Regions from separate parts of the Homo sapiens genome. Here region 2 is linked to region 1. A link is an interaction called in ENCODE POLR2A ChIA-PET data of the cell type or tissue named here. Cell type or tissue: PC-9. All regions are shown on one strand. Each heading gives the region's core, and the rest is flanking DNA. Links, peaks and the distances in the headings are about the cores only.

Evidence for each region. Peaks named below come from ENCODE experiments on the same cell type or tissue, not always from the same donor. Only the 100,000 strongest peaks of a DNase experiment are listed, where the experiment ranks them.
Region 2: POLR2A ChIA-PET joins it to region 1 with 6 read pairs; 2 of 35 experiments call an interaction of 5 or more read pairs at or near these places.

The regions. Positions count from the first base shown.
Region 1 is chr7:130,985,486-130,989,875 of GRCh38, reverse strand. The region is part of intron 3 of LINC-PINT (long intergenic non-protein coding RNA, p53 induced transcript); the gene reads left to right. Among named protein-coding and RNA genes, the nearest start is that of LINC00513, 74 kb to the right of the region's middle. In PC-9, for the core only: no CTCF peak of the experiment used is centred there; DNase peaks (open chromatin) are centred at 245 and 2,615; H3K27ac peaks cover 765 bases.
Region 2 is chr7:131,519,652-131,524,041 of GRCh38, reverse strand. The region is part of intron 1 of PODXL (podocalyxin like); the gene reads left to right. It also overlaps the pseudogene RPL31P36. Among named protein-coding and RNA genes, the nearest start is that of PODXL, 35 kb to the left of the region's middle. RefSeq lists an enhancer at 1,145-1,244. In PC-9, for the core only: no CTCF peak of the experiment used is centred there; a DNase peak (open chromatin) is centred at 2,091; H3K27ac peaks cover 2,780 bases.

The DNA.
Region 1 (4,390 bases), core at 122-4,121:
TAGTCGAGACGGGGTTTCGCCATGTTGGCCAGGCTGGTCTCAAACTCCTGACCTCAGGTCATCCGCCCGCCTCGGCTTTCCAAAGTGCTGAGATTACAGGTGTCAGCCACTGTGCCTAGCCTCTCCTTTTCTATTTTACCTTTGGGTTCAAGCCACAGGAGCCACACAGAATGAGTAGGCCTGCTCTCTGCCACATGCCTTTGTATGTAGGTGGGGTTATGCTTCTTCAAATCTTGCCCCAAGCTGTGTATACCTTTGTTTTTCCTCCTTAATAGATGTTGGCTAATAGTTTTTTTTTCTTTACATAACTCAATGGTAATTCTTGTTGGTCCTTTCAGAGTCTATAAACAATTGATTGTGATCTCCCTGATTTATCTTATAGATCTCCAAGCAGTTGTTGCCACTATAGCCTCTTGTCTGTTGGCTTCCTTTCTGCCAGGTCCCTCCCTCTGTGCTTTTACAGGATTCCCAAGGTATAAGAACAATCATGGTTGTTAGACCAGCCTCTCTTTTGCTTACTGACTTACATTCAGCCTTTTTTCACTACACTTCTTCTTTTGGTCATCTTAGGATTTCAGAGAAACAAAAAAAGTAGGTCACGCTCACAGATATGCTGGGGATCCTTTTGTTTTGTTTTGTTTTGTTTTGTTTTGTTTTGTTTTGTTTTTGAGACAGAGTCTCACTCTGTTGCCCAGGCTGGAGTGCAGTGGCACAATCAGGGCTCACTGCAGCCTCCATCTCCCAGGCTCAGGTGATCCTTTGCTGGGCGTCCTTGTCATAGAGAAGCAGTATTTTTTTTTTTTAAAACCTCATCACTATTATCTTTATACTTCAGAAGCAAACTAAGAAAGAAACACATGTCTGAAAAATGTTAATAAAAATGAATTAGGATGAATTAAAATAGCTCAGAAGAGTTGAGAGATGTACATTATAGCACAGGCGATGTTGTCATAAGAGTTATCTATATAAGAATCTGCTTTTTAACAGGACTTGCAAGCAGCTCATGTGCATCTCGGAGTTTGAAAAGCTCTGCTCTGGTGGACAACTGATGCTCCCCGAGTCACCATGAGTGACTGATCTGTTGGTAGCTCTGTTCGAGAGAAGCTAAACAAATATGCCATATCAGCCAGAAGAGTCAAATGTTGAGAATCACAGTTTAATTTTGTTTGCAGCTACAGACCAGGCCAAGTCATCATGTTTGACTAAACAGCAATGTTCTGATTAGGGGAGGACGTGGCTCTGTCTCCCAAACAGATGAGATTCTTGGTGGCTTGATGACAGCATGAAGAGCTGCTCCCCTGCCCTGGAGTAGGATGGTTTCCATGACAACAGTTCTGCGCACTGAGCTTCCCCTACCTTTTTTTTTAACCCCCGTGTTAATCAACAATGCAGAGACTAAAAAGGGTACTTTATTTCATTTTTTAAGAATTTCACCATATCTAAATTTTACTTTACATTATGTTATCATCATGGGTGTCTCTAAGAGAAAGTCTTTGTGCAGAAAAGTGTGGTTTTGTGAGTGATGGGCCAAACATTTCTTCATTAATCTCAAACTGGCACAGCTGAAAGATTTCAGGGTTAGACCATACTGACCTAAGCTTGGTTTTAAGAATACAGTACTTCTGTTTGGTGTTTGTCCTGCTGTATATCAATAGATCTTCAATGGAAAACCTTTTGTTACATAGAGTCATTAACTACCATGGTCATGTGTATAGAATGATCTTTCTCCTCACCTAGGGAAGAAGTCTTTTATTTTCACGGATTTAAAATGCTAATATATGGTGGTGACAGTATAAGAAACACTTGTATGTTAAGTTCTTTTATAATGTGATGCACAGGTTTGGTTTGCTTGACCTTTTGCACTCTATAATGATCATCTATTTTTTTTTTTTTTTTTTTTTTTTGATGGAGTCTCGCTCTGTTGCCCAGGCTGGAGTGCAGTGGCACAATCTCAGCTCATTGCAGCCTCTGCCTCCGGGGTTCAAGCAATTCTTCCACCTCAGCCTCCTGAGCAGCTGGGATTACAGAGGCACACCACCACGTCCGGCTAATTTTTGCATTTTTAGTTGAAACAGGGTTTCACCATGTTGGCCAGGCTGGTCTCGAGCTCCTGACCTCAGGTGATCCACCCGCCTCAGCCTCCCAAAGTCCTGGGATTACAGGCGTGAGCCAACACACCCAGCCTGATCATCTATTACTTCTGTAGCAGGTTAAAACCCACTAAATTTTCTTTTGTAAAAGTACTAATTAAAACAAAAAACATGGTTAGTGAGAAGAGCATTAAGATCACTAAGATCAGCCCTTAGGGAAGTGAGAGTTAGCTCCAGGGCCTTCGCTTCAAGCTCTGTGAAGACCCCAACAACTCTGTGGAAGTACCTGTGCTGCTGCACCTAGTCCAAGCCCTTGTCCTCTCGTACCTGCATTGTCCCAGTAGCCCGGTCACTGGCCTAGCTGCCTCCTTGCCTTCTTTTCAGTTTATTCTCAACACAGCCAGATCATGTCCCTGCCCCTCTTCAGCATTCCACAGGGCAGGGTGCGGCATGCATCACCTCAGTTGCATTCCATGGCTCTCAGAATCAAAGCCAACAGTCTTTAGTGCTGGACTATGAAACCCCTCACTCACCTCTATGATCTCACCTCCTATTACTGTTCCCTCATGTGCCCCAAGACAGGCCATGCTTCAGCCTCAGGCCCTTTGCACTTGCTGGTCCCTCTGTCTGGAACTGTCCTTCCGGAGATGTCTGCATGGTTCTCCACATTCTTCAGATCTTTGCTCATATGGCAATTTCTCAGGGAGGCTTTCCTTGAACACCCTATTTCAATGTTGACTCCCACCTCCCACCCCCAACACACACACATTCTCTGTCACCCTCTCTTGCTTTACTTTTCTTCATACCATGTATTGTCATCTGATGGGTTTTATCTTTTACTTTAGTATTTATGGTCAGTCTCCTTCCAGAATGTTATCTCCTTGAAAAGGCCTTTTGTCTTGTTCAGTGCCTATCCACACCACCTAGAACGAGGTGCACACTATTTGCAGTGCACACTATTTTGAAAGGATGAATGAAATTGACCCTCTCTAACCCCATAACTAGATATGAATTTAGAGCCAAATGTATTATGGGGTTTCTTCCCACCGGTTTTGTTCTCATCCCTATCACATAAGAAGACTGAAGTGTTAGAACATCTTGTAAAAATTAACCACAGCTGTGAGCCATTTAAAACACTCTACGCAGTGAGTTAGGAAATGCCCATTGATTGTTGGTTTGTTAGGTAAATGGGAGAGCACCACACTCAGTGCACACCGGGTCTCCTGTGTGCCAAGCATGCACGGCAGGCCCTGGCGATCAGAGGAGGGGCAGGGAGTGGGGCCTCCTTCTAGGATCTTCACACTGCCTTGCTGTTGACCCCCTGGTTGTGGTGGCATCCCGCAGCAAACCCAGGATCTCATGCACCCTCATCTGAGAGCCACTGCTTTGGTCTGTGTGTGTATGTGTATCCACTTGCCAGGGTTGTTTCATCAAGGACTTCCTTTGGCTGAAATTTGTTTTCCTTTTTGTTTCTAGTGTTTCTTAGTAACCCACTGCCGTGAGTCTTCTCTGCTGCGTTGCTACCCAAATGTGTCTTGAACTTTGTGCTATTTCTTTTTAATATCTGAAGATTTATTTTGGCCATGGAAGTGTAGGAAACAAAAATTTACATAAGTGTATGTAGACAATGCCCATCTAATTACTGGTGACCCAGGGGTGGGGGTGCACAATGTGGGGGATGGAGCCCCTTCAGCAGAGCCCCGTGTCTGTCTGGCAGAATTATCCCTGTTTTTGGCAATGGATGCAACAGATTCTGAAAGCCCGAAGCCACCATTCATTCAAGAACATATCTGTTGAGTAGTCACTACCGGGGAACACGCTAATAAAATGAGCTCAGTGTCCACCCTCATGGAGCTTCTTATAGTCTAGTGAGAGAGAGAGAGATCTAAATTAAATAACTGCATAATGCATAGTTACGTGTAGTTACAAACTGTTTAAGTGCTCTGGTGGAGAAGGTCAAGGTGTCCTGGGAGCTTAGCATAGGGGAATGTGTCCCTATGTAGGTGAGGATGTACAGGTTCCTGGGTAGGCATGTATATCGGGGGAGGGAGGGCAGAATATGTGCATTAATTTTCAAGGAGAGAAAATAAGATGTGCAAAATCTCTGAGGTGTTGAGGGATCTTGTTTATTCATAGGAGTGAAAGGAGACCAGCGTGGCTGAAGTGAGAGGATGACAAGGGAGAGTGGTGCATGGAGGGGGCAGGGCCCCAGCAGGGCCAAGAGTCATCCCCTGTGTTTATCATAGACCAATGCAGAGCACTAAAGGTGGGGCGGGTATAGGTAGGGCTGAGCCACAGTC
Region 2 (4,390 bases), core at 223-4,222, 530 kb before region 1:
GGATTGCCTGAGGTCAGGAGTTCGAGACCAGCCTGCACAACACAGTGAAACCCCGTCTCTACTAAAATACAAAAAATTAACTGGGCGTGGTGGCGTGCACCTGTAATCCCAGCCACTCAGGAAGCTGAGGCAGGAGAATTGCTTGAACCCGGGAGGCGGAGGTTGAGGTGAGCCGAGATTGCACCACTGTACTCCAGCCTGGGCAACAGAGTGAGACTGTCTCCATCTCAAAAAAAAAAAAATTTGTTAGATGATTTTTCTGCAAATATAAAAATAATCTTGTATGGAGTTGAGGAGTCTGCTGATCATATGGTTTTTCTTTTTCTTTTTCTTTTCTTGTTTTTTTTTTTTTTTTTTTTTTTTGAGACGGATTCTCGCTCTGTTGCCCAGGCTGGAGTGCAGTGGCGCCATCTCAGCTCACTGCAAGCTCCGCCTGGGTTCATGCCATTCTCCTGCCTCAGCCTCCCAAGTAGCTGAGATTACAGGTGCCCGCCACCAAGCCCGGCTAATTTTTTGTATTTTTAGTAGAGACAGGGTTTCACCGTGTTAGCCAGGATGGTCTCGATCTCCTGACCTCGTGATCTGCCCGCCTCACCCTCCCAAAATGCTGGGATTACAGGCGTGAGCCACCATGCCCGGCTCATATGGTTTTTCTTATTTTGCTTCTTAATGTGTTGAATTGCATTGATTGATTTTTCAAATACTGAACTGTCCATGATGAGCCTCACTTGGTCATTATGTCCTTTCTATGTAGTGTTGGATTTGATTAGTAATTAGGGAAATAAAAATTAAAACCACAGTGAGATACTATTTAGTGCCTACTAAAATGGCAATAATGGAAAAGATGATAACTGTTGGCAAGGATCTGGAAAAATTGGATTCACAAAAAAATTGCTGATTGACATGTTAAAATGGGGTAGCCACTTTGGAAAATAGCTTGGCAGTCCCTCCAGATACTAAATAAAGAGTTACCATATGACCTAGCAATTCCAATCCTAGGTATGTACCCAAGGGAAATTGAAAACATGTCCACATAAAAACCTGTGCACAAATGTTCATAGCAGCATTATGCATAATAGCCCAAGGGTTAAAACAACCCAAATGTTCATCAGCCGATTAATGGATGAGCAAAAATGGAAGCTCCATACTGTGAAATATCATTTAGCAATACAAAGGAGTAAGGAACAGACACATGCTAGCATGGATGAACCAGGAAAACAAAAGTGAAAGAGAAAAGCTTGAAAACACATCAAAGTGAAAGAAGCCAGTCACAGAAGACCACGTAGTGTATGATCCCGTTTACATGAACTCTCTAGAATAGGTGAGTCCATAGACAGAAGTAGATTAGTGGCTGCCTACTGTGTGGCTTTTCTTTTGCTGTGTCTTTAGTGCGAAGGTTTATGTTAATCAAGGCACGAGTTAGGCTGGGCTTCACAATTTGTTGTTGCTATGAATACCTTCGGTGCACCCGGGGCTGCAAAGTCCTCCAGTAATATCTCTGTGGGTCCCTGCTTGGCTGTAGCCCATCCTTGTTTGCTGCTCCTCAAATAGTCTGCCTTTTGCAGCTCCCCACAGCTGTATTCCACTGTTTTTATTTGAGATGCATCCTCGCCATGTTGCCCAGGCTGGAGTGCTGTGGCACAATCTCAGCTCCACTGCAACCTCCACCTCCCGGGTTCAAGCGGTTCTCCTGTCTCGGTAGCTGGGACTACTCAGTATGTGCCACCAAGCCTGGCTAATTTTTTGTATTTTTAGTAGAGACAGGGTTTCATTGTGTTGGCCAGGCTGGTCTCGAACACCTGACCTCAGGTGATCTACCCACCTTGACCTCCCAAAGTGCTGGGATTACAGGCGTGAGCCACTGCGCCCTGCTGCTCCACTGTTATTTTTTACTTCACACTTGCTGGCCTTGTGGAACAGGGGAGGGGACCATTTCCTGATGTTCTGTTTAAGTCTCACTCAGGCCCTGGGAAGCTGAGCTTGAGGGTGCGGCCTTCACTGGCATTCCTGCCTCTTCCTAGATGTTCGGGCTGGGTTTAGCCCACAGCTCTGCTTTGCTTCAGGAATAAGGAGCTGTTTTATCTTTCCTATTCTCTTCCCTGGCTGCGGGAGGTTTCCGCCAGTGCCCTCAGGCTGTAGATTTTACTGACCTCCACCTGAAAGGCTTCTTTCCTGCCCTGTGGGAATGTGGTGGGTATGGAGTTTCAGCACCGGCTGTTTTCTTTCCCCAGCCAGCCCCACCCGCAAGGGTTTGCTTTTTCAAGGCTTCCTATGAGCACCTGGCGGGGTTCCCAGGAGTAAACTGCCCTGTGTTGTGGACCTTACAATGCCTACAGCTCACAGGGCTTCACATTTTCATACTAACCCATACACAGCTTTTAGAAATTCATTTGAAAATTGTCTTTAATCAGCTGGGTGTGGTGGCTCACGTCTGTAATCCCAGCACTTTGGGAAGCCGAGGTGGGTCCATCACGAGGTCAGGAGTTCGAGACCAACCTGACCAACATGGTGAAACCCCTTCTCTACTAAAAATACAACCGGGCGTGGTGGTGCATGCCTATAATCCCAGCCACTCAGGAGGCTGAGGCCGGAGAATCACTTGAACCTTGGAGGCTGAGGTTGCAGTGAGCCAGTGAGCTGAAATCACACCACTGCACTCCAGCCTGGGTGACAGAGTGAGACTCCGTCTCAAAAAAAAAAAAAATTGACCTTAATCTTCTTAACGAACTTTGTCCATGTCCCAGGTAAAGCAAGTGTGCTCGGGTCCCATTGCTCCCTGCAGTTGTCCATCTGTCTCCACTTTTCAGGGTCATTGTTTTCTTCATGACCTCAGGGCTCAAGAAAAGTCTTAACTTTTTGGCTTCTCAGCTTTTTTTTTTTTTTTGAGATGGAGTCGCCCAGGCTGGAGTGCAGTGGCACAATCTCAGCTCAGTGTAGTCTCTGCCTCCTGGGTTCAAGTAAATCTCCTGCCTCAGCCTCCTGAGTAGCTGGGATTACAGGCACCTGCCACCACGCCCGGCTAATTTTTGTATTTTTAGTAGAGATGGGATTTCGCCATATTGGCCAGACTTATCTCGAACTCCTGACCTCAAGTGATCGGCCCGCCTCAGCCTCCCAAAGTGCTGGGATTAAAGGCGTGAGCCACCATGCCCAGCCTCTCAGCTTTTTTCTTGTAGTCAGAGTAGGAGCAAAGTTCTTTCCAGTCTCTGCTCTCATTAGCTGAAACTGGAAGTCCTATTGTTTCTTTTGATGAACACAAATTCTTAACTTTGACGCTAAATGTATCAGTCTTTTTCTTTGGTTTGCGCTTTTCATGTTTTGTTGATGGACGATTGTACATGAAACAATTCCTTTTACAGACACATATTAGAGCAGAACAGATTGTGCTACAGAAAGTTCATGTAAGGCCAGAATGATTTGATCTTTGAATCCTGTTTTGGAGTTTCTTTATGAAAAAAGTACCTATTCAATTTATTTTTTTTCCCTTTTTTGTGGTTTTATACCTTTATTTGACATATTCGACAGTCAGCAGTTATTTCTCATCCACACTGACTGTCTATAGATTTTTGAAAGTGATAACAGGCACGTGGGTAACCAAAGTATAGAGCTTGTTTGGTGAATCTTCATCCTCATTCTGTTTCCTGGACAACCGCACAGGGATAGGTATGGGACATTCTTTATTCCTTTGGCCCAGACAGCTTTGATGAGCCTGGTATCAATGCGCACATCTGGAGTTCCCATCTCTTTCATGGCAAATTTCTGGATCTCTGTGAGTGCCTGAGGGGCATGCTGCTTGAAGCCCACTCCAGGAAGCTCTTGGGATTGTTGATGGTGCATTCTCGGGTCACCACCTCGTTGATGGTAGAACGGCCTTTCTTCTCACCACCCTCTTCGCAGGAGCCATTTTACCGCACCCAAGTTGGAAAGGCTCAATTTCTTTATGATTATAGGATAAATGATTATTTCCGTTTTCCTTGAGTCACTCTGGTAAGTTTTTTTCTTTCCCAAGAAATTTGTGGCAGGGCACAGTGTCTCATATCTGTAGTCCCAGCACTTTGGGAGACTGAGGCAGATGGATCCCTTGAGCCCAGGAGTTTGAGTCCAGCCTGGGCAACATGGTGAAACCCTATCTCTACAAAAAATACAAAAATTTTAGCTGAGCGTGGTGGTACATGCCTGTAGTCCCAGCTACCCAGGAGGCTGAAGTAGGAGGATTGCTTGACCCCAGGAGATTGTAATGAGCCAAGATCACACTGTTGCATTCCAGCCTGTGGGACGGAGTGAGACTCTGTCTCAAAAAAATAAAAAAAAGAAAGAAATTTGTCTGTCTCGTCTGCTTCAGATTTATAAATATTTGCCCATAAGGTATTATGCTTTAAATAACTATTAC